2 separate regions of the Homo sapiens genome follow, and region 1 is linked to region 2. The links are chromatin loops, found by intact Hi-C in ENCODE. Cell type or tissue: CD4-positive, alpha-beta T cell. All regions are shown on one strand. Each heading gives the region's core, and the rest is flanking DNA. Links, peaks and the distances in the headings are about the cores only.

Evidence for each region. A loop is a pair of places that touch in the nucleus more often than their neighbours do. Peaks named below come from ENCODE experiments on the same cell type or tissue, not always from the same donor. Only the 100,000 strongest peaks of a DNase experiment are listed, where the experiment ranks them.
Region 1: it touches region 2 in a loop (2.4-fold over the local background); 9 of 110 quality-filtered maps call a loop at or near these places.

The regions. Positions count from the first base shown.
Region 1 is chr1:51,427,935-51,443,325 of GRCh38, reverse strand. It overlaps EPS15 (epidermal growth factor receptor pathway substrate 15), which reads left to right. Exons shown (of 25, transcript NM_001981.3): 12 at 2,894-2,979. Among named protein-coding and RNA genes, the nearest start is that of EPS15-AS1, 83 kb to the left of the region's middle. In CD4-positive, alpha-beta T cell, for the core only: no CTCF peak of the experiment used is centred there; no DNase peak of the experiment used is centred there; H3K27ac peaks cover 856 bases.
Region 2 is chr1:51,527,284-51,542,674 of GRCh38, reverse strand. All of the region lies in intron 1 of EPS15-AS1 (EPS15 antisense RNA 1), which reads right to left. It also overlaps a transcript of OSBPL9 not described here and the pseudogene RNU6-1281P. Among named protein-coding and RNA genes, the nearest start is that of EPS15, 16 kb to the right of the region's middle. In CD4-positive, alpha-beta T cell, for the core only: a CTCF peak has its summit at 7,470 (motif pointing right); a DNase peak (open chromatin) is centred at 7,494; H3K27ac peaks cover 511 bases.

The sequences.
Region 1 (15,391 bases), core at 3,693-11,692, 100 kb after region 2:
ATGCAGACTGCTTTTTTTTTTTCTGCCTTCTTCATTTTATAACCTATTCAATTGCCTACCAACACAAATTTTAGATATGACAGAAATTTCTGAAGCAAATTAAAAGTTTGAAGTCTATGTTAGTAGATGCTTGAAGTTGCATGAGGTATAGTTTTTAATTTAGTAGATTTGTCTGAAGTTCATTCACTAGATCATAGATACGTTTGTCTATTTATGTCAGATACCAGTATTATTCATTGAAATGGGAATTTATCACTGCTATCTTATCTATTAACCCAAAATTTTAACTTTAAAAATGAAAACTTGCATTGTTTTATCTTTCAAATAACCTCTTTTCTCTTTAATCTGGTTTTTTTAGTACTGCATTTTTTGCAGCTTTGACTAATCCTTTTTTGAATGTTGCTTTCCTTTCTGTGTTTTTTCTAGTTTGGACTATTTTTTCCATTCTGCAGCACTCTGCTTTTCGCCTTTCTTGTACTGTCAGTTTCTTAACTCTACTCTCTCTCAAGGTTAGAGCTTTACTTTATGCCTTTTTTAGCTTTGTGGTTTTTGGTTTACAAGATACATTTTGAAATGAGAGGTTTTTTATTCAGCAAAAAAAAGAAAATTCCTAAACAGCATGCTTTTGTCACATGTCACTTGGTCCTTGTGTGCATTTTAGTCTGCCTTCCCTAGGCTCTCTGATCCACTTAACATCACCAAAGTAGAATTTTTGTGTAATGCACAAGAATAGGGTAAGAGAAAACATTTTGAAAGAAGGGGACATGCTACATATTTTTTCTCATATACCCTTCAAATGCTACATAAAATATTAACTAAACTTTTTTCAGTATCTGGGGTGTCACTTTCTAACTTGTTTGAGGTTAAACTAATTTGTCTCACTTTGTCTTCTTATTTGATGATATTTTTACAGGCAAGACTATAAAATGTGAGTCACCTTTTTTTGAGTTAGAGTGACAGAGGAGATGTGGTAGTCACAAGTTCTTTGGTACATTTGCACCTCTGATAGCAAATTTCTGATAGCATTTAAGTGAAGTAATTTACTCTTGCTGATAAAAGTGAGACCAAGTGCTAATGTTTCATTTTGTTTAGCTGTCTGGCCAGGCCTAGCTCATAGGTCAAGTTTAGATAGAGTTAAAATACTAGTGAATAATTGTCACATTCAGAAATCCACTTTAAAATATCTAATTTAATTTAACACTGATAAGTTTTTGTGTATCAGTGGAACACAGAAAATAGGAGGTATATTTCATACAAAGCTGTAATTAATATAAAATTGAGATTAGTATTAAACCTTTGTAGATGAGTTTTGGTACTGATAGTCAAAACAGCTCAGTACTAAAACTGCAGTGTGGCATAAAGAAATACAGAAGGAATTACTTGCCAAATTTTATTGATGTACCTGTTTTATCAAATTTACTTTTAGAGTAATAATTTCATTTACCGAAATGATCTTGATATGCAAGTGCCACTGGGGGCATTGCGTGAAATAGCACTTAAATCGGAAGACTCTTGATTAAACTACGTATTGGCTGGGTTCAACTTTGAGCAAGTTATTTAATCTGTTTCTTCAGTTCTAAGATGGGGTTAATAACAATATCTGCCCTACCTACTACCCACTTTTCAGATTAGTTTTGAGAATTAACTAGTGGAATTTAAAGTGCTTAGTGAATTGTAAATGAGTATATAAATATGAGGAGATGGGATATTGTGTGCTTTTAGGTTTCTTCTGTTGTGCAAGTTGTTGACGTAAATTAACTATACAACAACATAAGTATTAACACAAAGTCTTATGTTCTGTTATATAAAGTCAGCAGTATATCTTAGTTTTTAAATGTTCAGGCCTCAGTTTTAACATTTCCAGATGGTAATTATCCTGTTATTTGTTAATCTGGTTGTAGCATTGGGTGTAGATGAAATGTTTGAGGAAGCATTTATCTTTTCGCTCTGACTTCAGCTAGCTATCTGGGGCATCAGTGATAGTTTACAGAGGACATTGAGCCAAGGTAGAAACAACTCAATGGGAGGCCACATCTTTTAAGAGCATATTCTGTTGAAGAGTTAATTATAACAATAGCTTACATTTATAAAATATCACAGTTTGTAGACTGATGTCACATCACATTATTTCATTTAACTTGTAAAGTGGGCAAGGCAGAGATTATTTCCCTATTTTACAGGTGATGATAATGCAGTTAGTAAAATAGCAGGACCCAGAATAAACCCAGCTAGATTTTCTGAATACAAGGACCATTCAGAGACCAATTTTGTAACCTTCATTGTTGAAAGAAAACTGTATGGACAGGATGTCATATATGAAGACAGTTTCATATATGATGGTATTAATATTTATTATGGAACATGCTTGAGCAGTTGGTTTTACTTTAAATAAAATAGACACAGTATGTAACAAAAGTAAAAATTCCTTGAATTAAATAAAATCAACCACTACTGTAGGTCTGAGATTCAACAAAAATTTGTGTGTTTACTCTCAGCCAGTTTATACAAATACAAATAAATCACCATCAGTTTCTCTGAGAAATTTACACTTCAGTGGAGGAATTAGTTTATGAATCTGGCATCTCTTTTACTGCAAGGTTCTGAACAGGCTAGGATCAAGTGACAAAGACATTCGGATCGGAGGTGGGGATGGGGTACATAGTATAGAATAACAGTTTTCGGAGAATTTAAGGGAAATGTAAATGTCTTACTATATAATTAAGTATAAAATTATATATAATTGTACTAGATATGATTTTCTTAATTAAAAATCTCAGTAATACAGTAAAATATGCAATACCTTATATCTGCGTAGAGCTTTAATATTTTTAGTGTTTTGTCTTATATTACCTAATTTTATAGTAATGTATAATTGTGAACTTTTTGTTTTTAGAACATCATAGGATCAAGTCCTGTTGCAGATTTCTCTGCTATTAAGGAACTAGATACTCTTAACAATGAAATAGTTGACCTACAGAGGTATGTAAAGCAAAATTACAGCCTACTCACATACACACACACACACACACACACACACACACACACACAGTACATGTATATATGTATACAACTTCCTCCCCACACACACCTTTCTGTTTCTAATGTATATTTTGATAAATGCTACCTAATATTTGGTTAAGTACCACAGTTCTGTTTAAACGGAGTCAGTGTACTTCATCATATATGAGGCAACCTTTAATTGCAGGATACACTGTTTACTTATGTACCACTGAAAAGTCACTGCCAAATAAACAATGACGTGCCATTAACTATAAGGTACTGTTTGATTTCATTTAGAGAAAAATGCGAAAAAACGTATATCCTAGAATGACTGAAAAATAGTTTTTCTCCAACCTTAGATATTTGAATAACATATTAGAAAAACATTATCATTTAATACATTTAATAGATGGAATGTTAAATTCAGACACCATGCCAAGAGCTTTCATAATTGTTACTTGACCCTCACACAAACCTTGTAATTTGAGATAGGTGGTGGTGTTTCTGTTTTACAGGTAAGAAACTTAAGATGCTTAGATATTTTGCCCAAAATGATACAAGCTTGTCAGCTGCAGAGCTGATACCTGATCCCAGGACTACTTTATTCTAAGTTGAATCTTCTTTCTTATACATAGGTACTATGTAGAACAGACTCAAATACAATTTGATTTGAATCTGAGTATAGCAGATATTATTGGTACTTCCTTAATTTCCGTGTTCCCTGGAAACTTTATAGTAATACTGATTGTAAAAATGACTATAAAATTACTTTTTAAAAGTGAGATAATTTTTCTGTCTACAGGGCACTGTATCTAAATATTCACACCAGTCTTTTTCTTTTTTTAACCCTCACAACACTTTGAAGCAGATAATGGCTGATATACTTTATTTTACTGACAGTATTGAGATATAAGGAGATTAAATGAGTTAACTGCCTTATATGGCAATAATTTGGCAATGATCTTAACCTTATCTGTGAGACTATGTTGAGATTTCTGTAGAAAAACTGGTTGTTAGAATTTTTCAGTTGTAAGAAAGAACTAAACCCAAACTAAGAGTGAAATTTATTGACTTGTGAAACTGAAACCTTTCAGAGGTAGGGCTGGCTTAAAGCATTCCTTGATATTGAGGCTCAGATGATATAATCAGTTCTCTTGCTCTCCATTTCTTGTTTCCATTTCCACTGGGTTGATTCCATTCTCAGATAGACTTTCTCCTTATTTTGGCAAGAGGGCTATAGTACATCTAGCTACATGTACTTATAATTTCAAATTTGGTGAAGAGTGCCTCTCTTCTGGCATTTCCTGGAAAAGACCTGAAATTCAGTCTGATTGGATTGGCTTATTGGCCTTTTCCTATGACATAAAACTTCTAATATTGAAATCTGACCAGGGCAAAAAACACTTCGTGGTGATTGTATAGTTTAATTTTGTCCTTACTCACGGAAAAAAAAAAATCAAATCCAAAGTCACACATCACGTTAAGAGACAGTATTGGTATCAAAACCAGGTTGTATAAGTTCAGCATTCTTTCTGTTATACAATTCTGCCACTCATTAGGATTTTTAAATTTTTGACTTTGTTGCAAAATAGAAGTAGTAAACAATTACTGAACCTATAATGGTGTTTATACTGTTCATTTTCATGTGGTCCATAAATGGTCCATAAACATTTTTGCTTTCCTTATATATGTAATATACATGTTATAGTAGGTAGATTTGAAAATACTTATCATCTGGGCCTCTTAAGCCTATGAAAATGGATACATACACCAATGTTCTAGGACTTGCTTGATTTGACTTCAAGTGTACTTGTTTAATGTATAAAATATTTCTATAATGAATTTTAATGGGAATTAGAGCATCATAGAAAAAATGCTCTTACTGTTGAAAACATTATTTGTTACATTTTGGTCAACTAATCTTTCAATAACTTTTAGTAACTATAATGTTAAGTTGTACCAGTGGCAGTCTTATATAGTAAATGGCAGCTGACAGCATGAAAATAACATATCTAATATTTTGTGACTATCTTATTAGGAAAATCAGAGAATTTCAAAACCTTGTTAGTTTTTAGGGTATAGTCACATTTTATAAATGTGCGGTATATTTATACATGATTTGACGTTTGTGAAAATATTTTCCCTGGACTTTTATTTTAGATGAGATCTACAGTGTAGGCAAACTTATATAATCTGTCAACTCCATTAGTGTCATAGTCAGACTCATCCCCATGCTAAAATTATAGTTGTTAAAATACGCTTTTGTAAATAGTTGTGTTAGGTCATTATCACCAAGTCTTCAAGGTATTACATTATAAAAACCTTGGTTTTTATTCTTGTGAATAACCGTTTTTTCCATGCAAAGTTAAAATTCTTCAGCCTTTAATTTTTTTATTAATATATAAGGATGTGATGAGTATGACTACAAAACAGGAAAAAATAAACAGATTTCGTTTGTGGCTTTTGCTAAATTGTTACCTGACAAAATCTTAGCCAGTTCTTCATTTTCGTTTTGAGATGAAGATACTTAGTTTTAGTCCAGGGGCTGGGCGCGATAGCTGATGCCTGTAATCCCAGTACTTTGCGGGGCCGAGGCAGGTGGATCACTTAAGGTCAGGAGTTTGAGACCAGCCTGCCCAACATGGTGAAACGTTGTCTCTACTAAAAATACAAAAATTAGACAGGCGTGGTGGCACACATCTGTAATTCCAGCTACTCAGGAGGCTAACACAGGAAAATTCCTTGAACCTGGGAGGCAGAGGTTGCAGTGAGCCATTGCACTCCAGCCTGGGCAACACAGTGAGACTCTTGTCTCAAAAAAAAAAAAAAAAAATTTTTTTTTTTTAGTCCAGGGATCAAACCTCTAAGTAAGCAGCATGTATGATGTGAAATTGTAATTACTGTATAATGAATGTAGTACTTTATAATACTTTTTTCTTAATGATAGTTATAATACATATTCATTGTAAAATTCAGGAAATAGATAAATGCATAATGAAAAAAGGAATATATTTCTTAGAATCATATTTTGTTTTGAGCATTGCAAACCAATGGAAATATTGAAAGCTATATATAAACTTGAGTTAGTTGGGTGAAGAATGTTCTTTGTTATTGGTCAGAAAATGAGATTTCGTTGTCTTTGTTTTCATCTTTAGTTCACCAAATTGTTTCTAGTAGAAAATATAAGACATTGGGAGCTTGAAGTGCGAGATACCTTTAGGTATATTTTAAAATTTTTTTCTGTGATTTCTTCAACATTTGCTATTAATTAAATGATTTAATTATGCCAATTAGATTAAATTAGTATGATATTTTTAACTTAAGGAAAAGCAATACAGGTAGTTGTAATATAACACTCATCGAATATCTGAATCTCTTACTTGAGCTCAAGACCTGTATTTTTCATTGCCTACTAGTGTTTTCATCTGAACATCTAGTAGGATATGAATTCCCTAATTGTCCCCTCACCTCTGTTTTGTATCTCCCTTCTCAGTGACATCACCATTCACCCAATCACTCAAGCTAGAAACCTGAGATTTTTCTTCTTCTCATCTTTAGTCTTCTACCTTTGAAATGTCTGTTGAATTGATTCCTTACCTTCCCATCTCTTTTGTCTAATCAACTTCTCACTCTTCAAATCTCATCTTAGACATCATTTCCTCTGGGAGAGGAAGCCTTCCTTGATTTACCTCCCAACCTCCATACTCTCTTCAAGTCTTATTTAAGAGCCTATTTTATGTAGTCTTTATATTTACAACTGTTATAACACTTATCATTCTTTGTTATAATTCTGTGTTTTTTAATCTCCCACTAGATTATGTGCTTCTTAAACACGGGCTGCTTGTATCCCTAGTGTTTAGCTCATAATAGATGAGAAAATAATTTTTTCAATATTGTTGAAATCTGTCTTCTCTGTTTTCTATGTTTCCTTCTTAGTTTTAGCCTTTGTCTTTTATCTGGATCATGGCTGTAACCTCCTCATTGGCTCTCTGCTTTGAGCCTTTTCCTCCTTTGGACCATCCTACTTCCAACTGATATATAAAATACAACTCAGATCCCTCAGTGACTTCCCATCTCCAACTGAATCCAGTTCACTTCTTTGAACATGGTGTAAAGGCTCTTCCTTCATGGTGTTCTCTTGGCATTCTGACCGTTCTGTCTTAGCCACCTCTCACAGTATGCTGCCCTGTGGTACTAAAAAGCTATTTGAGAACAGATACAGTGTGTTTGCTCTTTGTACTCTGAGTGTTCAGTACAGTACTCGAATCTACTATTTCAGCTTTGTTCCCTTTCTCCAGTCGTATGATAGATGGGTTTATTACCTCTTACTTCAACATACCACCACTTTTATTCTTCTATGCCTCTGATCCTACTGTTCGCCTTTGCCTGGAGCATACCTTTTACCTTATAAAGTTTTGTTCATGTTCAAGACCCGTCTTAAATATTGTCTCTTCTGTCAAGCCTTCCATGAAATCTTCAGATTACTTTTCTTTCCTCTTCTTCCAGAGGCTTTATTCGTTTATTGTAGTATTTCTACTGTTTAACTATAGTAATTTATATTGCTTTTTTGGTAAATTTTTAATTCCTAAGGGCAAGAGCTATGTCTTGTTCATTTTGATAGGCCTAGAAATTAACACACACATTACTTAACACCGAGGAATAGGCTAGTTGGTTGAATGAATGACGCAAAGTATGTTATAAATATTAGAATATTTCCAAGACTTACTTCCTGCAAAGTTTATGGCAGAATAGAAGCCATGTGTTAAATGTTGAACTAAGGCAAAGACCTTCTGAATAATAGCTTATTTTGAAGACTATAGGAAAGGATTTTAGGCCGGACACAGTGGCTCACACCTGTAATCCCAGCACTTTGGGAGGCTGCAGCGTGTGGATCACCTGAGGTCAGGAGTTTGAGACCAGCTTGGCCAACATGGCGAAACCTCATCTGTACTAAAAATACAAAAATTAGCCAGGCGTGGTGGCGCATGCCTATAATCCCAGCTACTCAGGAGGCTGAGACACGAGAATCGCTTGAACCTGGGTGGCAGAAGTTGCAGTGAGCCGAGATCACTCACAGCCGAGATCACTCCAGCTTAGGCAACAGAGTGAGACTCAGTCTCAAAAAAAGAAAAAAGAAAAAAGAAAAAGAAAAGGATTTTATATATAAAAGGTTTTTGAATCCTCACAGGAACATTAAGGTTAGTGGGCTGATTTTTTTTTTTAAATATTCTGCAGACTTAGTTTTTCTTTTTTTTCACATGTTTAAAAATTGTGATAAAATACACATAACATAGTAATTTATCATCTTAACCATTTTTAAACATACAATTCAGTGGTATGAAATATATTCACATGGCCAGGCACAGTGGCTCATGCCTGTAATCCCAGCACTTTGGGAGGCTGAGATGGGTGAATCACCTCAGGTCAGGAGTTCGAGACCAGCCTGCCCAACATGATGAAACTCCGTCTCTACTAAAAATACAAAAATTAGCTGGGCATGGTGGCAGGTGCCTGGAATCCCAGTTACTCAGGAGGCTGAGGCAGCAGAATCGCTTGAACCCGGGAGGTGGAGGTTACGGTGAGCCGAGATTACGCCACTGCACTCCAGCCTGGGAGACAAGTGCGAGACTCCGTCTCAAAAAAAGAAAAAGAAATATATTCACAGTGTTGTGCAACCATCATCACCATTCATTTCCAAGACTTTTCATCTTACAAAACTGAAACCCCATACCCATTAAACAATAACTCCCCATACTCTACTCCCTCCCATTTTCCCCGCCCTTCCTCATAGCAGCCACCATTCTATTATACTTTCTATCTCTATGATTTTGACTACTGTAACTATCTCATATAAGCAGAATCGTGAGATATTTGTCTTTTTATGACTATCTTATTTCACTCAGCATAATATCCTCAGGGTTCTTCTGTGTTGTGGCATATGTCAGAATTTCCTTCCTTTTTCAGGCTGAATAATAATTCCATTGTACTTACATACCACATTTGTTTACCTGTTCATCTATTGATGGACATTTGGGTTGTTTCCACATTTTAGCTATTATGAATAACGCTGCTATGAACATGAACATACAAATACCATTTCAAGACCCTGCTGTCAGTTCTTTGGAGTATATTTGCAAAAGTGGAATTGCTGAATCATGGTAATTGCAGACCTGTTTTTGTGTCAAGGATTTCCTTTGAAAATCTGATGAAGACTGTTATACCCTGCCCACAGAAAAAAAGAACATGTATATCTGTGATACTATTTTGTATTTATTTCAGGAGTTCCCAGACACTTAAAAACTATCTGTGGACCCATTCTTGAGAGCTGTTGCTGTGACAGTAAAATGCCTCAGTTAGAGAAGTTCTTGGCAGTGGAAAAGATGAAACTACTAAGAGAGTGCTTCAGTCACTTGGATAATGTGGTAGTGGTAAATTATGCTGAGGCAGGAGTTAATATTTTGTCATCTACTAGCTTCCATTTCCTTCCTGTCTCTGTCCTTTTAGCAAGAACATCAGGAAGTTAAAGCCACATCCTGTCAGGCCTGTTTGTTATCCTGGTCTTGGGCCAGTAAACAGGATAGATAATTAGAATAATAGTTATCAGGCATTGTACTGTGCCTTCTTTATGTAAGTTCACTTGCTGAGCTCTTGTAACATCCCTGAAGGGTAATAACTTTATTTCAGTTTTTCAGATGAAGAAATGAACTAGTCTTCATTTCCACGAAGTTTTCCCTGATTATCTACCTCAGCTCAGAGAGCACTCAATTTCCTTCTCTCCCAGTAGATTCTCGACTCTGTGTGATGGCACAGGCCAACTCTTACTTCTAATGAGGCAATATAGTGTAGTATTTCAGAGCATGGGCTTTTTAACCAGATTTCCAGATTGCCTGACATGACCTGGATATACTTAACTATCTGTACCTCAGTTTATTTATCTGTAAAATGGAAATATGAATAACCATGTACAATGCTTAACGCAATGCTTGGAACATAGTAAGTTCTCAATACATGTTAGTATTTATCATCATCATCCCCAACACCGAGTTCAGCACTTAGAGTACAGGATTTACTCAATAGCTGTTCACTAAATATTGGTTGGAGTAGCTGAATGAACTTTCTTTCTCTAGTTGAAGAGTGAATGGAACTATGTAGCCAGGTAGCCAGATTCTGTGTTCCTAAATATATAGACCTCTACTTCAGTCATATTCAAGAACCGATTTTTTAAAATTTCTAAATCCTAGCATATGGTTCAAATTTTTAAAAATTCTATGTTTTTGTTTTAGTTCAGTTCAAATATCATTAGAAACCATTATGTCTGGAGAGTTCATTGCTTATATTATCAAATCTGGAGCTCTTTTGCTTATGATCCAACTTGATGTGTTTGTGACCCTCTAAAGATCTGTGACACTGACACTAAAAGGTCTCTTTTGTGACTCTGCCTTAAGAATGGTATTACTGGTTAAATAATTGAAGCTCTAGGTTGCGGTGTGCATTTCTTTGATAGTAAGGAGGCAGCCTAATTCATTTTCACATAAAGTGTATAGATCATCATTAAAACCTCTGTTTTGGGAGACTCTCCTTACTTGAAAACCTCCTTGCTAAAGTCTGAACCTGTGCTGTCCAGTATAGTAGCCACTAGCTGTGTGGTGATTGAGCACTTGAAATATGGCTAGTCCAATTTAAGATGTGTTGTTAGTATAAAATATACTGGATTTCAAAGATTTAGAATGAAAAAAAATGTAAAATATCTTAGTATTTTTCATCTTTATTACATTTTGAAATATTACATTAAAATAAATTTCACTCATTTCTTTTTATTTTTTAATGTGTGCCTGTTAGATCATTTAAAAATTACTTAGGCTGGGCATGGTGGCTCACATCTGTAATCCCAGGACTTTGGGAGGCCAAGGCAAGAGAATTGCTGAGGCCAGGAGTTGAGATCACCCTGGGCAACAAAGCAAGTCTCTATTAAATATATACATACATACATACATACATACATACATACATACATACATACATACATAATCTATGTGGCTTCTTTGTACCTGTTCTGAGTTAGAATTATTATACATTTCATTTGCTTGTACTGTTTTGTGGCTCTGGTAGCTTACTAAGGGACACTTACCTCTTTTAATACAGCAATAATTATTGAGATGTATTATAGTCTGTCTTTGGAAAGCAAAAGCATCTACCAAGAAATTTCAACTCCTGGAGGATTTAAGAGTCACAGTCTCTGCCGACATACTGGAGGCCTGATTGCCATCACTCCAGGTGCTTTATTACAGCTTTCAAAAAGCCAGTAAATGTATTTTTATACTAGTAAACAATGTAATGGTAATAATAATAATAGCTGAAATTTATTTAGCACTTAACTACATGCCAGGCATTGCTCTGGAGTCTTTCTAGATGTAACATAAATTAATCCTGCCCATCAACTTTATTATCCCTATTTTGTAATTCAGAAAGTTAAGGTTTCGTTTTATATTTCTTTTCTGTTAGTTTCTTTTAATCTCATTTTGTCCTGCCAGATAAGTAGAATAAATTATTATGGATTTGCAAAATAAATTTATATTTCTGGCCAGGCGCGGTAACTCACGCCTGTAATCCCAGCACTTTGGGAGGCCGAGGTGGGAGGATCACCTGAGGGTCAGGAGTTTGAAACCAGCCTGGCCAATAAGGTGAAACCCCGTCTCTAGTAAAAATACAAAAATTAGTCGGGCGTGGTGGTGCACACCTGTAATCCCAGCTTCTCTGAAGGCCGAGACAGGAGAACTGCTTGAACCCGGGAGGCAGAGGTTGTAGTGAGCCAAGATTGCCCCACTGCATTCTCGCCTGGGTGACAGAGTGAGACTCTGTCTCCAAAAAAAAAAAGAAAAGAAATTATTTCACCTTTGTAAAATGAACCATCTGATTTTGGGACCTGCCACTAAGGGGGTGTGCTTTGTCATATAAGCCACACCCCAAAGTTTGTATTTTTTCTGATTCTACTTAGGCTCTCTTTTCAGTTACTTACACCCATAAATATATTCTCTTATTTTTAAAAATAAAACCCATTAAAAACAGCCAGTCTCTCAGAACTAAGTAAGAACATTAGTTATTCCCATAGTACCATCATACTTTCACAGAATTTATCTTTAATTTTTATAATTAATGGCTACTAATTTTCCCCAGCAAACTATAAATAGAGGCCCAACTACAATCTTGTTTGGAATATAGTAGACATTTAATAAATATTTGTTGAAAGAATGAAATTGTATCACATAAAGATTATATAATTAAGGCAAGTTTTATTTTTGTGTGTGTGTGTGTGTGTGTGTGTGTGTGTGTGTGTGTGTGTGTGTGTGTATGTAAGTAATGTATTTTTCAGATAGGGTCAGGCTCTGCTGCCCAGGCTGGAGAGCAGTGGCGTGATCATGGGTCACTTTAGCCTTGACCTCCCAGGCTTAAGCAGTCCTCCCACCTTAGCCTCCTGAGTAGCTGGGACTACAGGCATGTGCCATCATGCCCAGCTAATTAAAAAAAAAAATTTTATAGAGATGTGGGTGTCACTATGTTGCCCAGCATGGTCTCAAACTCTTGGCTCAAGTGGTCCTCCCACTTCAGCCTCCCAAAGTGTTCAGATTACAGTTGTGAACCACTGTGCCTGGCAAAGGAACTTTTAATTTAAAACTTATGGTAAGAATAAATGTCTTTGTTCTCAAACTTTAACCTAAGCTTTTGTGAACTACGAATTCTTGATTTTTTTTTTTTTTTTTGAGACGAAGTCTTGCTCTGTCACCCAGGCAGGAGTGCAGTGACACGATCTTGGCTCACTGCAGCCTCCATCTTTCAGGTTCAAGTGATTCTCCTGCCTCAGCCTCTCAGGTAGCTGGGATTAAGGCATGCACCACCGCACCCGGCTAATTTTTGTATTTTTAGTAGAGATGGGGTTTCAGCGAGTTGGCCAGGCTTGTCTCGAACTCCTGACCTCCAGTGATCTGCCCACCTCGGCCTCCCAAAGTGCTGGGATTAAAAACATGAGCCACTGCACCCGGCCATGAACTCTGAATTCTTAGAATGAAAGGTCATGTAACTTTCAAATTGTTTAAATTAAAAACGAAGACTTTCTCATCAGCTTTCTATAGTTATTACTGTAATCTAGCTCAAGGCTTCTGACAGTTCCTAAGATAAGCAGAGTCAGGGTGTTTTATTGCCTTTCTAGCAATTGTCATCAGCTTTCTGAGCGATAAGAGCCTCTGCTTCCTCTCTTCCTCCACAAGCCAGACAGGAAAGAAGAGCTGTGTTGCTAAATAATGCCATTCGGTGTTCAAAGAAGCATGTCTCAGAAACCTCTAAGGGACTCACCATTTCCTGTGTATTGAAAGTCTGTCTTGGCTGGGCACGATGGCTCACACCTGTAATCCCAGCACTTTGGGAGGCTGAGGTGGGTGGATCACCTGAGGTCAGGAGTTCAAGACCAGCCTGCCCAATAAGGTGAAACCCCATCTCTACTAAAAATACAAAAATTAGCCAGGCGTGGTGGCGGATGCCTGTAATCCCAGCTACTCGGAAGGCTGAGGCAGGAGAATCACTTGAATGCGGGAGGCAGAGGTTGCAGTGAGCCAAGATCGCGCCACTGCACTCCAACCTGGGCTTCAAAGTGAGACTTCATCTCAAAAAAAAGAAAAAAAAAAAAAAAACCAACAACAACAGTAAAAGGCTGTCTTTACCTAGTACAGAAGTTCTTTATAATCTTTTTCTGATTTACCATTTCAGCTTTATTTAACCACACATGAACCTTCCATTCTAGGTAAGTTAGTCTGTCTAGAATTTTCTCATCTCTCTACTTTTTTTTCATTAATTTTTTATTATCATAAAATATACATAACATAAAATTTACTACTTTAAATTTTTAACTACTTAAAGTGTACAATTCAGTGTCATTAATTGTACACTTAAAGTGGTTAAAATTTTAAAGTGGTAATTTTTTTTTTTTGAGACAGAGTTTCACTCTTTTGTTGTCAATTTTAAATGTACTTAATGTCATTAAATACATTCACAGTAATTGTGTAGTTATCACCACTATGAATCTCCAGAACTTTATCATCCCAGACTGAATAATCTAATTGGAATTGATATCAACTTACTTCAGTCCCATACAAAACTGTGCTCCTGGCCAGGCGTGGTGGCTCACGCCTGTAATCCCAGGAATATGGAAGCCAAGATGGGAGGATTGCTTGAGGTCAGGGCAACATAGTGAGACCTTGTCTCTACAGAAAATAAAATTAGTTGGCTGTGGTGGTGCATACCTGTAGACCTAGCTACTTGAGAGGCTGAGGCGGGAGGACTGCCTGAGGCCAGGAGTTCGAGGATGCAGTGAGCTATGATCACACCAATGCACTCCAGCCTGGGAAACAGAGACACTCTGTCTTTAAAGACACAAATAAAATTCTGGTCCTATACAGCTCCATTCTCTCCTCTGCCTTACCCTCACTTTTTTTTTTTTTTTTTTTTTTTGAGATGGAGTCTTGCTCTGTCATCTAAGCTGGAGTGCAGCAGTGCAATCTCGGCTCACTGCAACCTCTGCCTCCTGGGTTCAAGTGATTCTCCTGCCTCAGCCTCCCAAGTAGCTGGGATTACAGGCGCCTGCCACCACACCCAGCTAATTTTTGTATTTTTAGTGGAGACAGGGTTTCACTGTGTTGGCCAGGCTGGTCTCGAACTCCTGACCTCAGGTGATCCATCCGCCTCAGCTTCCCAAAGTGCTGGGATTACAGGAGTGAGCCACTGCACCTGGCCCATTCTCACCCTGTTATGTTATTGATGTCACAAACTGTATCAGAACTCCCCCTGTTATGTTATTGATGTCACAAACTATATCTTTATACATTGTGTATCTACTAACAGATTCATAAATTCTTTTTTATGCATTTGTCTCTTAAATTCTATAGAAAGTATAAAGTGGAGTTGTAAACAAAAATTACAGTAATACTGGTTTTTACATTTGTCCATGTATTTACCTTTACTGGAGATCTTTTTATCTTCATATGGCTTTCAGTTACTGTCTAGCATCCTTTCATTTTAACCTGAAGGACTCCCTTTAGCATTTATTGTAGGGTAGATCTAGAAGTAATGAACTCCCTCAGCCTTTGTTTGTCTGAGAATATTTTAATTTCTCCCTCATGTTTTTGAAGCACAGTTTTGTCAGGTATAGAATTCTCAGTTGACAGGTTTTTTTTTTCCTTCCAGCACTTTAAATATATCATTTCATTGCCTTCTGACCTTCAAGTTTCTGCTGAGAAATCCATTGATAATCTTATTAAGGATTGATTATATGTCACAAATTGACAAGTTGCTTTTCTTCTTGCTTGCTATTTTAAAGATTATTGCAACAGTTTGATTATAATGT
Region 2 (15,391 bases), core at 2,575-10,574:
TACATGCATGTTGTGAGGTTGAATTGAGAGAGTATGTATAAAGTAGAGTGCCTGGCACATGGTAATTATTCCATAAATTCTTAGACACTTGATAATTATACTGGGAGCCCAGAGCCCATAGAACCTACCTATCGAGTGCTGCCTTATAGGAAACTTCAATTATCATCAAGCTGTTTTAGAACTTTTCACTGGCCGTTCAAATGGTTGCCCTTAAAAATCCCTTGAGCTGTGATTCAAGATTAAAGTCCCAGGTAGGAAATGAGGGCAACAAGATATGTATAGTGAAAGGAGACCTTGCGTGGGAGTCTAGAGATCTGGGATGTAATGATGACTCTTACTCAGTGTGTGTGGGACCTTAGGCATAGCACTCTATCTTCCCAGCCTCAGTTTTATTATTTGTTAAATGGAAACTACTCTTTACCTCACTGGAGGTATAAATGCAGATGGATAAAAATGCTCTTTTTGCAATTTTAGAAAGGCTGTATATGCCAGGTGCAGTGGTTTAAGCCTGTAATCCCAGCACTTTGGGAGGCCAGGGTGGATGGACTGCTTTGAGCTCAGCAGTTTGAGACCAGCCTGGGCAACGTGGTGAAACCCCATCTCTACTAAAAATTCAAAAACTAGCTGGGCATGGTGACATACACCTGTAGTCCTAGATACACAAGAGGCTGAGGTGGGAGGATGGCTTGAGCCTGGGAGGTAGAGGTTGCAGTGACCTAAGATCGTGCCACTGCACTTCAGCCTGGGTGACAGAGCCAGACCCTGTCTCAAAAAATAAAAAAAAAAAGGCTGGGTAAATGTGAGTGCTTTCAATTTGTGTTTACTATTCTCCCCAGAGGGAGAGTAAACTGGACTCGACCATAACCTGAGACCTTCCTCCCAGAGAGCAACTACTGGGAAGCCCAGCCCTTAAGTGAGGCCTTGTTAACTATTTGTTGCTTCTGCTGCAACAACTTTTGCTCAAATATCAGTCACCAAGCCTGCTACATCCTCATCCTTGCAGAAAGGCAGCACTATGCTGACCATCCCCACCCACAGCCTTCTCTAACACAGCTTCTGGACTAAGACTGGGAATATGACCCAAAGGCAAGCAACCCATGGGCTTGCCAATGACCTACAAATGTGTCTTGGCTCCTAAAATATGAGTTGGACAAATCAATATTTCTCTGTCAGGAATTTGAATCAGGCAGCATGAGGTGATTGAGGCAATTAGCAGCAATAAAAACTATGACTAACAGGATGTAAAGAGAGAGGCCATGAGTTTGAGTAGGGGTATGTGTGGGAGGAGATGGAGTGTAGATGATGACAAACCAAAGTGATAAAGAAGCAGAAATTATGAATGAACAGATCTATGAAGTAGAAAAGATAATATATGGATAGACAACAGATATTTCTAGAGTTCCTTCTATGAGCTGGAAACTGTGTTTGGCTCTGAACATAATGAAAGTGACTAAGACTCAGCCTCTGCCTTCACAACACTTAATTTTAGTGGGGAAGAGAGACAAACAAGCAAACAAACAAATAAATAATTACAATTTTTTTTTGAGACAGAGTCTCACTCTGTTGCCTAGGCTGGAGTGCAATAGCATGATCTTGGCTCACTGCAACCTCTGCCTCTCGGGTTCAAGCGATTCTCCTGCCTCAGCCTCCTGAATAGCTGGGATTGCAGGTGCGCGCCACCATGCCTGAGTAATTTTTTTTTTGTTTTTTTTTTTTGAGATGGAGTCTCATTCTGTTGCCTAGGCTGGAGTGCAGTGGCGCTATCTTGGCTGACTGCAGCCTCCACCTCCCAGGTTCAAGCAATTCTCCTGCCTCAGCCTCCCAAGTAGCTGGGATTACAGACGCCCACCACCCCACCTGGCTAATTTTTGTATTTTTAGTAGAGACGGGGTTTCACCATGTTGGCCAGGCTGGTCTGGAATTCCTGACCTCAAGTGATTTGCCCACCTTGACCTCCCAAAGTGCTGGATTACAGGCGTGAGCCACCACACCTGGCCAACAAAAAAAATTTTTTTTTTTTTTGAGACAGAGTCTTGCTCTGCGGCCAGGCTGGAGTGCAGTGGTGCTATCTTGGCCCACTGCAACCTCCACCTCCCAGGTTCAAGTGATTCTCCTGCCTCAGCCTCCTGAGTAGCTGGGACTGCAGGCGTGCGCCACCACGCCCAGCTAATTTTTTTTTTTTAGTAGAGATGGGGTTTCACAATGTTGGCCAGGATGGTCTTGCTCTCTTGACCTCGTGATCTGCCCACCTCGGCCTCCTAAAGTGCTGGGATTACAGGCATGAACCACCACGCCCGGCTAACAAATTGTTTTAAAGGCTAAGAAGAAAACAAATATGGGGCCAAGATGGAACATATCAGGGAGGGTCACTAATGATCTTGGCAGGAGTAGGGAGGGACCTACTTAAGAAATAGCATGATTCTAATTAATGGTGTCCAGCTTTAAAAAAAAAATTTAAAATAATAATTAAAAAAAGCAATGGGAGGGAGAGTCTCTCTGGACAGAAAATTAAAATGAGACCTAAAGAATGAGAAGGATCCAGCTGTGTGAAGATCAGAGAAAACAATATTTGACATTTCTCAGAATAGGGGATTTAAAAGAAAAAAAGAAGAATACTTGAGATAGAGGATGTTTAAGGCCTGCTGGCAGGAAAGAGCTTATCATGTTCAAGGAAGATGATGGGGGTTGCGGTGTGAAAGCCATGTGGATGGAGCAAAGGAAAAGAAAAGGAAGCATGAGATGAGTTTGGAGATACAGGCAGACGATAGATCACACAGGCCTCTCTAGGCCTTGGTAAGGAGTTGGGAATTTAGTTCCAGTGTAGTGAGAAGCCATCAAATATTTGATGCTAGGTAGTGACATGATCTAGCATAGTGTGGCAGATAAGCTTGAAGGCTAAGAAGTCAACCTGGGTTCAAACCTAAGTTCTACCATTTACTGGCTGTGTGCCCAAGGCTGTGTGACCTTGGGCAAATTTCTCAATCTCTCTCTGCCCTAGTTTCCTTATCTGTAAAATTGAGGTAGATTTGGGTTTTACTTCATGGAGTTGTTGTATAGATTAGATACATGTAAAACAGTTCCTGGCACATAATAGACACTAATAAATGTAAGTTCGTATTATTATTTTGTTTTTAGAAAGGTCATTGTAGCTGGTGTATGGAGAATGAATGTGGGGGCATAAAAGGAAGAGGGTAAAGAATAGGTGAGGGGAGGCCAGTTATGAGGCTTATGAGTAGCCTGGGTAAGAGATGACGAGTGAAGTGATGGTGGTAGACACAGAGAGAAATGGACTAATTTCACATAATTTTGGAGGTAAAATTTTCATATTTTGCAGATGGACTGGACATGGGGGTTGAGGAAAATGGAAGAATCAAGAATAACTTCTAAGTTTCTGGCTAGAGTAACCGGGGGATGGAAGTGACATTTACAGAGATTAGGACTCGAGGCGAAGCAGGTTTGGCAGGGAAATTAGGAGTTCTATTTTAGATATGTTAAACCTGAGATGTCTTAAGACATCCAAGTGGATGTCTATTAGACAGTTGGTTACACATTTTGGAGACCAGAAGAGAGGTCTGGGAAAAAGATGTAAATTTGGAAGTCATTAGCATGATCAGCATTTGAAGACAAAGAAATAGTTGAGATCATCTAGGAAGAGAGTCTGCAGAGAGAAGTGAAGAGAGCCAAGAAGAGTCCAGAGGATTTTAGGGTGGTGGAATAGACAAAGAGAGTGAGGACAGACCTGCGAAGAGAGAGTAAATCAGCAGAATGTGGTATCACAAAAACCAAGAGACGAGAAAGTTTCAAGAAAATTGGAGAGGTCAGCTGAGTGGAAAGGTCAAATAAGACTAAAGAAAATATTGGACACTGATGATCTTGGCAGTAGTAGGGTCAGTGAAGTGGGTGGTCTAAGTAAGAATTAAATAAGTTGAAGAATGAATTAGAGGTGTGCTTGCTTTGACAGCATATTTACAAAAAAAAAGGAACAATACAGAGAAAATTGGCTTGACTCCTACACAAGGATGACACATCTGTGAAGCATTCTATATGCCTTTTGTATAGATTTTAATTTTGTGACAATGTTTACCTTTACATATTTAAAAACGGAATTAAATAAACAAGAATGGAAGGGATCCTAAAACTGAATATAAACAGAAACAAGTGAACCAAACTATATTTAAATAAGTAATATAATCACTCTGAAGGAAAAAAAATGAATCTAAATACTTTTGAACATAGTACTTGAATATACAGCTTTTGTCTAAAAACAAAACAAAACTGCAAACAAATCTTGAACCCTGTTTAGTAGATTGTTTTTGTTAGCAGAATGGATGTAACAATTCTATTTTGTGTCTATCTTGTTTATTTATTTATTTATTTATTTTTGAGATGGAGTCGTGCTCTGTTGCCCAGGCTGGAGTGCAGTGGCGTGATCTTGGCTCACTGCAACCTCTGCCTCCAAGGTTCAAGTGATTCTCCTGCCTCAGTCTCCCTAGTAGCTGGGATTACAGGCATGCACTACCATGCCCGGCTAAATTTTGTATTTTTTAGTAGAGATGGGGTTTCGCCATGTTGGCCAGGCTGGCCTCGAACTCCTGACCTCAAGTGATTTGCCCGTCTTGGCCTCCCAAAGTGCTGAGATTACAGGCATGAGCCACCATGCCCAGCCTATATCATAATTTTAAACAAATGAATAAAGACATTGATGTTGTTGAGAGCCAGAGTTCTTACTGTGGGAAAAGGGAGATGCAAATAAGGAATAGGAGAAAGAACCCTGTGGTGTTAAATTGGAATTAAAGTATCAGTAATGAATTATTAATTTAAAATGGTTGACCAGAGCTGGGTGCAGTGGCTCATGCTTGTAATCCCAGCACTTTGGGAGGCCAAAGTAGGAGGTTCACTTGAGGCCAGGAGATTGAGACCAGCCTGGGCAACATAGTGAGACCCCATCTCTATAAAGAATTTAAAAATATTAGCTGAGTGTAGTGGCGTGTAGTCCTAGCCTATTCCAGGGGCTGAGGTGATCTCAGGAGTTCATATCTGCAGTGAGCTATGATAGCATCACTGCACTCCAGTCTGGGCAACAGAGTGAGACCCTGTCTCTGTTAAAAATAATTATAATAATAATTAAACAAAATTAGGTTACTATTTTTCCCCTTTGGCTCTGTTTACTAAAATGGCCTAGAAGCAATTACACTCCAATAGGAATGAGCACATCTGATGCCCAAATCTTGGTTTCTAAATACCATTCCCCACTAAAGAGTAGCTCTTTGGAGAAATGGCTGATTTTCAGGACTAGGCAGTGAAAGTACAAGATAAGCCTGGAACATCTTATTATGCCAGAAAGCAAGGAGGTGTTAAAAAAAAGTGATGAAGACATGTCAAAAGGACACAGGAGCTAGTTTGAAGAGGCTCTCATTGGCCAAACCTGGGACAAGTTGAACATTTAAAAAATAATAAGGGTAATGTTTATAACTCATTAAATAAATTAAGAATACATTAGTTTATACTCATGATAATAATTAGAGAGAAGGAAACCTTCTTGCTTACAGTAGAATGCCAACTAAAAAATGTAGATGGAATGATAGAAGTAGAAAATCACCAGTTTGCAACTATCACAGTAATTGATTCAGACAAGAATTATCAATGAGTGTTGAAACCATTGGGCAAAAGTTTGAAGAGGAACAGGATATTTACATAGTTTCAAAGTCCCTCTCTACAGATTACCATTACTTACACAGGAAAAAATACTCTACAGTGAAGAAATCTGGTAGATACCACCTTAATCCGCTGATCAAAGTGAACACCATCAATAATGGGACCAAGTGACACCACGTTTCTCCCCATATGATGCACTGAGAAGGACACAACATCATATAACTAGGATTTCTTCCTGGAAAAATATGTAAATCCCTTCATGAGAAAACATGAGACAAAGCCAAACAGGGGGAGACACTACAGAACACCTGGCCAGTACTCTTTAAAAATGTGAATATCGTGAATAATAGTGAAAGACTGGGGAACTATTCTAGATTAAAGGACACTAAAGAGTTATAACAGGCTAGGTGTGGTGGCTCACACCTGAAATTCCAGCACTTTGGGAAGCAGAGACAGGAAGATCACTTTGAGGCTGAGAATTATAGGCCAGTCTGGGCAACATAACGAGACCCCACCTCTACAAAAATAATTTTTTAAAAAATTAGCCAGGCATAGTGGTGCGTGCCTGCGGTACTAGCTAGCTAGTCTGGAAGCAGGGGTGGGAGGATCGCTTGAGCCCAGGAATTCAAGGTTGTAAGTGAGCTGTAATTGAACCACTGCCCTCCAGCCTGGGTGACAGAGCGCGATCCTGTTTCTAAAAAATAATAATTAAAAGAAAAAAAACCTTTTTAAAAGTCATGACAGTTAAGTATAATGCATTACCTGGATCAGGCACTGGATCAGAACCTGATGGGGGAAAATACTGCTATATAGGACATTATCAGGCCAATTAGTGAAATTTGAGTATGGACTGTATATAAGCACTATGTCAATTTAAAATTTCTGGATTTGATTGTCATACTGAGTGGGTATGTAGGTATATAAGAGAATGTCCTTTTCTCAGAAAATACACATTGAAATATTTAAGGTATTAGGGGTAACTACTGCAATTCAAATGGCTCAGGAAAAAATATACATATCCATGTATATGCATGTAGGCATATGCCCACACATGAGAACTTCTGGGGCATCTGGGAATTCTTTGTAATATTTCTGCAGCTCTTCTGCAAGTTTGAGATTATTTCAAAGTAAAAAGTTAAAAAATAAAGTGTAAAGGTGGGCACGGTGGTTCATGCCTGTAATCCCAGCACTTTGGTAGACAAGGGCGGCGGGGTGGGGGGTTAACATTTGAGGTCAAGAGTTCGAGACCAGCCTGGCCAACATGGTGAAACTCTGTCTCTACTAAAAATATAAAAATTAGCCAGGTGTGGTGGCATCCTCCTATAGTCCCAGCTACTTGGGAGGCTGAGGCAGGAGAATCACTTGAACCCATAGGCAGAGGCTGAAATGAGCCAACATCAGCCCAATGCACTCCAGCCTGGGCGACAGAGTGAGATTATTATTTTGTTTTTAAAAAAAAATAAAAAGTAATAATAATAATAAAGCATAGATGAAGAAATAGAAACAGTATGGAGATAACTCTTTAGAAAATTTCACTGTGAATGGGAGCAGAGAAATGGAGCCAAAAATAGAGTCAGGGTCATAAGATAGCTCTTTAAAGACAGAAGAAACTAGGTTTGTTCACTGATCAGAGAACCAAGGTGGACTTCAGTCTCTCCCTTTCAAGACGAGGGGCTTAGATCAGACATCCTGTAAGGGCCTTTCCACCTCAGGCCCTTTGTGACTCTATGACTCTCCTACCCTCTCCTAGATGCCTAGAGTTCTTCTGAAAACATGTTTTATTCCTTAAACTGCAACCAGGAAAAGACATTTGGGCCACCACCACTTGAGGGCAGTAGAAAATGATGCTGCACGCAATTTGGTGGTTTTATTGTTTTGGCTGCTGGAAGAAAACAAAGGCCTTCACATGATTTACCCTCAAATGTCTTAGGGCAAATAAAGGTCCCGTGAACACACCACTTTTTCCAAATGTTTTAAACAAGAAAAGCCCAAGATAAGTTATAACAGGGGGTTGAGGAGTAAGAGGGTGAGAGGGTCTCACATCTTGAAAAAAGCTGGCACATACTGTAAGTTTAATAAAGAATAACTGATAACAGAAAAATTAGAGCCTGTCAGAATTGAAAGGGATCCTAGAGGAGGATGAATAGAGCCCCTTCGTTTTATAGGCAGGACCCTGGGTCCAGAGGAGAGAAGGGGCTTGCCCAAAGACACAGTGACATGGTAGAGAAATTAATGGTTTCAATACTTATCTGGCTAGCCTGTGAAGAGAGAGATTCTGATATTTTCAAATGACATAATAAACGTCACTTGCAAAAAGCGTGGCCCCATCACTGGTATTGGTACTGAGTTCTGAAAACACTGTGACAACACAGTTGTGAGGCTGTGTCTCTTGTGGCTTCCTCTCCCTGGGAGGATCTGACTGTTCACCTTTAATTCTTATCCACTTCAACGGGTCTGAATGCCCTGGACAGCATAGTTCTGATCCTATCCAACCCACTCCTCACCCCTTTCTGAGAGGAGCTTCAGACTGCTGAGGGATCTTAGACTTTCCTACCAACATCAGGGGATGAAGTTGAAGGCCATTTGGAAAAAAAAGTGAATGAGCATGTGACAGAACATTATTTGGAAAGAAACAACATTATCATTGCCATAGAGGGGAGATGATCTTAAAAAGACAATCAGAAAATCCAAAGCATAAAACTTCCCTAATATGACTTAAGGACATGATGGAGAATAAAATTACTAGACTGTTCAAAACAAAAAAACCAGTATGACTTCATAACATGATAAACAGCTGGGAGCATTTTTTTTTTTTTGAGATGTAGTCTCACTCTATCGCCCAGGCTGGAGTGCAGTGGCACGATCTCAGCTCACTGCAAACTCCTCCTCCCGGGTTCAAGTGATTCTTGTGCCTCAGCCTCCTGAGTAGCTGGGACTACAGCATGTGCCACCACTCCCCGCTAGTTTTTATATTTTTAGTAGAGATGGGGTTTCACCATGTTGGTCAGGCTAGTCTCGAACTCCTGACCTCATGATCCACCTGCCTCGGCCTCCCAAAGTGCTGGGATTACACGTGTGAGCCACTGCGCCCAGTCAGCATCAATTATTTAGAATAATAACCTCTAACCCCTAACCTCAGTATTATCTATTCCTCTGCAAAAAAAAAAAAAAAAAGAAAGAAAAAAGAAAAAACAAAAGAAAAAAAAATGCCCAGGCATTAGCCTGGCATTCAAAAATCCCTTGCCTGTTCCAGATAATTTTCTAGTCTCATGTCCTGCCATAGCTCCCACCCTGCACTCCAACCTCTGTTTTCTGAGCACTCATTGCAATGGTGTAACTGTGAACATTTATTCAGGCCATGTGCTGCATTTGCTCCATTTTGAGGCTCGATTCAAATGCCACCTGCTTTGGAGGCTTTCCTTGATCTGACCCTTACGTTTACTCGCAGATTCCTTTTGACTCCCACAGCCATTTCATCTACTTCCCTCTTTTTTTTTCTTTTCTTTCTCTTTCTTTCTTTTTTTTTTTTTTTTTGAGACAGAGTCTTGCTCTGTTGCCCAGGCTGGAGTGCAGTGGTGCAATTTCCACTCACCGAAACCTCCGCCTCCTGGATTCAAGTGATTCTCCTGCCTCAGCCTCCAGAGTAGCTGGGACTACAGGCATGCACCACCACGACCAGCTAATTTTTTGTATTTTTTTTAGTAGAGATGGGGTTTCACCATGTTGCCCAGGCTGGTCTCGAACTCCTGAGCTCAGCCAATCCACCCACCTCAGCCTTCCAAAGTACAAGGATTACAGGCGTGAGCCACTACACCCAGCAGCATGTACTTCTCTTTAATATTTATTTCATTCTGTCTTGTCTTTCCCATCACAGAGTGAGCACTTAGAGGGCATGAACTGGGTCTTAATACTATGATTTTTTTAGAGGTTGCTTCCAGTTATTAATAAATATCTACCATTTATTAATTACCAATTAATAATTACCAATTATTACCAATTACCAATTAATTACCAATTACCATTTAATTACCAATTACCATTTAATAATTACCAATTATTAATAATAATCTAACAATAATTTTACTTATCTTTCTAAATCTCCTGTTTCTCAGCTCACTCCTTCCAACACCCTGACTCCAACACTTCTCTGATCCCTTCCTGGGCCTTATAATCCAGTGATCCTAATATCTCTTCACCATTCCTCAACTATCTTGTGTCCTCACTTCCCTTTTTACCCACCTAAATTCCAAGGTCCAATGTTAAAATCACTCCCTTGATAGGTCCTCTTCTCTCTTGCCTCCTCTTGCATTCTCATTTTGCTTCACAAGATCCCTACCCTGCACAATCTAACTCTACCTACTCTCTGCCTTTGGGAAAGTGGATGAAGAAAAACCCACAACTGTGTCAACTGGACTCTTAAAATTCATCGCCACTGACCTCAAGTGGGCTTTTAGTGCTACCTGGGAATCATACTACATTTTCAAGTCCATCCACTTTTCCTAAATGCTTATTTCGTAACTTTTTTCAAACTTTTCATATCCTCTCCTTTTTCCTCCCTCTCAGCAGATAACCCATCCACCTGCATCCATGCCCACATACTCAGCCCTCTTCGGTATTCTCAAAGCCAATTCTTTCCCCTGCACTCCAGCAATTCCCTCTCTTGCTTGTATCATCAGTGATTCCTCTTCTACCAGATCATTCCGTTCACTTTCTAAAAAATGCTGCATTATTGCTCACCTTAAGAAAAGAAACCTCTCTTGACTCTGTATCCCTTACTAGGTATTCACACCATTTCTCTGCTCTTCATTTCAGCTAGACATTTCTAGAGAATTATCTGTTTTTCTTGACTCCAAGTCCTCTCTTTTCATTCTCTCCCGAGCCTCCTCTAATTATACTTTTCTTTCACCTTCCCCTGAAACGATTACCAAGGTCACCAAAGACTTCCACATTGCTAACTCTGGATATTAATTGCAATCCTCATCTAACTAGCTCTTTGATAAGATTTGACATGCTTTCTCACTCCTTCCTTCCTTGCTCCTTCCTGAAACACATTGCTCATTTGGCTCAAGGACAGACATCATACTCTCCTGGTTTTCCTCTAAGCTCAGCTGCTCTTTCTTTGGTCTCCTTTACTAGTTCCTCTTCATTTCCCTGAGTCCTAACATTGGAGTGGCCCAGGGCTTGGTAGTTGGACTTCTTGGGTTTTATTATAGACACTTGGACAGTCTCACCCAACCTCATGGCTTTAAATGCCTCCATATGCTAATGACACCCAAATTTATATCACCAACCCAGGCCTCTCCCCTGAACTCCAGACTCTTATTCCAACCGCATCCTTGACATTTCAACTTGGATATCTAAAAGTGTATCAAATTTAGTCAAAGGCCAAATTCCCGATATTCTCTCTAAATTGGCTTCTTCCATAGTCTTACTCATCTCAGTAAAAAACAATTTCATCAATCCAGTTGCTCAGGCAAAATCCCTGGCATCATCCGTGATCCTTTTCTTCCTCTCATACCTCATCCTTAATCCTTTAGCAAATCTGGTGTGCTCTACCTTCAATATGTACAGAATCTGACCACTTCTTACCACCTCTCACCACCAAGCCATCATCATATCTGGATTATTGCAATAATCTTATATTTGTTTTACCAGTTTCTGCCCTTGTTGATCTACAGTTTATTTCCCCACAATAGTCCAAATAATATTTTTCTTTAAATGTTTTTATTTATTTATTTATTTTTAGACAGAGTCTTGCTCAGTCACCAGGCTGGAGTGCAGTGGCACGATCTTGGCTCACTGCAACCTCTGCCTCGCAGGTTCCAGTGATTCTCCTGCCTCAGCCTCCCGAGTAGCTGGGATTACAGGCACATGCACCACCACACTCAGCTAGTTCTTTTGTATTTATAGTAGAGGCAGGTTTTCATCATGTTGGCCAGGCTGGTCTCTAACTCCTGACCTCAGGTGATCTGCCTGTCTCGGCCTCCCAAAGTGCTGGGATTACAGGCATGAGCCACCGCACCTGGCCCTATTTTTTTCTTTTTTTACAACAAAGTCTCGCTCTGTCACCCAGGCTGGAGTACGGTGGCCTGATCTCGGCTCACTGCAGCCTCGGCCTCCCGGGTTCAAGCGATTCTCCTGCCTCAGCCTCCCGAGTAGCTGGGATTCCAGGCATTTTGATATTTTTAGTAGAGGCAGGGTTTCACCCTTTAATAGAGGCTGGTCTCAAACTGACCTCAAGTGATCTGCCTGCCTCGGCCTCCCAAAGTACTGGGACTACAGGTGTGAGCCACTGTGCCAGGCCATAATTTTAATTTTTTTTACAGACAGGGTCTCAGTCTGTCACCCAGGCTGGAGTGCAGTGACGCAATCATAGCTCACTGCAGCCTCAAACTCTTGGGCTCACTATGCCTGGCTAATTTTTTTTTTGTTTAAGAGACGGTCTTGATATGTTGTCCAGGCTGGTCTTGAACTCCTTGGCTTCAAGGTATTCTCCAGCCTCAGCCTCCCGAAGTGCTGGGATTACAGGTGTGAGCCACCATGCCTGGTTTATTTGTCTTTTTCTTGTTGAGTTGTAAGGGTTCTTTATATATTCTAGTTAGAATTCACTTGTCAGGTATATGATTTGCAAATATTTTCTCCCATTCCTTGGATTGTCTTTTCACTTTCTGGATGGTGTCCTTCGAAGTACAGAAGTTCTGATGACATCCAGTTTATCTAATTTTTCTTTTGTTGCTCTGCTTTGGTGTTATATCTAAGAAATCATTGCCTCCTCTAATAAAGATGGTTTGCATCTATGTTTTCTTCTTAGAGGTTTTTTTTTTTTGTTTTTTTTTTTTTTTTTTTTTTGAGACAGAGTCTCACTCTGTCACCCAGGCTGGAATGCAGTGGCACGATCTCAGCTCACTGCAAGCTCCGCCTCCCAGGTTCATGCCATTCTCCTGCCTCAGCCTCCCAAGTAGCTGGGACTACAGGCGCCCGCCACCACACCTGGCTAATTTTTCTGTATTTTTAGTAGACACGGGTTTCACCGTGTTAGCCAGGATGGTCTCGATCTCCTGACCTAGGGATTCACCCACCTCCACCTCCCAAAGTGCTGGGTTTACAGGCGTGAGCCACCGCACCCAGCCTCTTCTCAGAGTTTTATACTTAAGCAACTCTTAGATTCTTCTAAGAATTTTACAGTTTTACATTTATGTCAAGGATCCATTCTGAGCTAGTTTTGGCATCTGGTATGACGTAGGGGTTCAACTTCATCCTTTTGCATGTGAATATGTAGTTGCATGTGAATATGGTAGTTCAACAGTACCATCTGTTGAAAAGACTATTCTTTCCGCCATTGAATTATCTTCATACCCTTGCTGAAAATCAATTGACTATTAATGTATAGAGTTAGTTTGAACTCTCAATTACATTCCATTGGTTTATATGTCTCTCTTTATACTAGTACCATGCTATCTTGACTACTATACCTTTGTAGTAAGTTTAAAATCAGGAGCCTGTAATCCCAGCACTTCGGGAGGCCAAGGCAGGTGGATCATGAGGTCAGGAGATCAAGACCATCCTGGCTAACACGGTGAAACCCTGTCTCTACTAAAAATACAAAAACAAAAAATTAGCCAGGCATGGTGGCGGGCATCTGTAGTCCCAGCTACTCGGGAGGCTGAGGCAGGAGAATGGCAAACCTGGGAGGCAGAGCTTGCAGTGAACCGAGATCGTGCCACTGCACTCCAGCCTGGGCAACAGAGCAAGACTCTTGTCTCAAAAAAAAAAAAAATCAGGAAGCATGAGTCTTCCAAATTTGTTCTTCATTGTTAAGATTATTTGGCTATTCTGAGTTACTGGAAATTCCATATGAATTTTAGAATCAGCTTGTCAATTTATACAAAGAAGCTAACTGGTATTCTAATAAGGATTGCACTGAATCAGTAGATCAATTTGGGGAGTATTACCATATTAACAATCTTAAGTCTTCCAATTCATGAACATAAGAAGTCTTTCCATTTGTTTAGGTCTTCTTTACTTTCTTTCAATGATATTTTGTAGTTTTTATTTGCAAATCTTGTACTTCTATTAAATTTATTCTTAACTATTTTTTCTTTTTGATGTTATTGTAAACGGAATTGATATTTTTTATTCTTTATTTTTGAGACAGTCTCGTTCTGTCTCCCAGGCTGGAGTGCAGTGGCGGAATCTGGGGTCACTGTAACCTCTGCCCTGGAGGGCTGAAGTGATTTCCCCACGTTAGCCCCCTGAGGAGCTGGGACTATGGGTGTACTCCACCATGCCTGGCGAATTTTTGCATTTTTTTGCAGAGACAGGGTTTCACCATGTTGCCCAGGCTGGTCTCAAACTCCTGACCTCAAGCGATCAACCCAACTTGACCTCCCAAAGTGCTGGGGTTACAGAGGTGAGCCACTGTGCTGGGCTGGAATTGATTTTTTAATTTCATTTTCAGTTTGTTTTTTTTTTCCCCGAGACAGAGTCTCACTCTGTCACCCAGGCTGAAGTGCAGTGGCAGGATCTTGGCTCACTGCAACCTCCGCCTCCTGGGCTCAAGCAATTCTCCTGCCTCAGCCTCCCAGGTCGCTGGGACTTACAGGCATGAGCCACCATACCTGGCTATCATTTTCAGATTATTCATTGCTAGTGTATAGAAATACAATTGATTTTTGTATATTAATGTTGTATCTTGCAACTTTGCTGAACTCATTTATTCCAATAGATTTTTGTTTGTTTCTTTAGGATTTTCTATATATACAAGATCATCTCATCTGCAAATATAGTTTTACTTCTGTTTCAATATGGATGTTTTTTATTTTTTTCTTGCCTAATTCCTCTGGCTGGAAACTCCAGTATAATGCTGAATAGAGTTACCTTTCTTGGTTTTTTTTGGGACAGAGTCTTGCTCTGTCACCCCCAGGCTAGAGTTCAGTGGTGTGATCTTGGCTTACTGCAGCCTCTGCCTCCTAGGTTCAAGAGATTCTCGTGCCTCAGCCTCCCAAGTAGCTGGGCCTACAGGTGTGTGCCACAGCCCCTGGCTAATTTTTTTTTTTTTTTTGTATTTTTAGTAGAGATGGGGTTTTGCCATGTTGGCCAGGCTGGTCTCGAACTCCTGACCTCAAGTGCTCTGCTTGCCTCGGTCTCCCAAAGTGCTGGGACTACAGGCATGAGCCACGGTGCCCGGCTGAGTTACCTTTCTATAACATGATTTTGGATTTTTATTTTCCTTCCTGGGAACCTTTCAATGACTCCACATTGCCCTCAGAATAGACTTCATTTTTTATTAGCTTACAAGGCCAATTTAAATCTCACCCCAGGCAGGCACCCAGCCACAGTGACTCACATCTGTAATCCCAGCACTTTGGGAGGCTGAGACAGGAGGATTGCTTGAGTCCAGGAGTTCAAGACCAGCCTGGGCAACATAGTGAGACCCAGTCTCTATAAAAAATAAAAACATTATCTAGGTATGGGGACATGTGTCTGTAGTCCCAGCTACTCAGGAGGCTGAGGTGGGTAACTGCCTGAGCCCAGTAGTTTGAGTCTACAGTGAGCTATGACTGCACCACTGCACTCCATCCTGGGCAACAGGGTGAGTCCCTGTATCTAAAAAAATTTTTTAAAAAAGATAACCCAATTCTTAATCACCATCATCATCATCATCATCATCATCATCATCATCATCATCACCATCATCATTGGATAGTCCCCATTTGCTGAGCACTTACTCCCCATG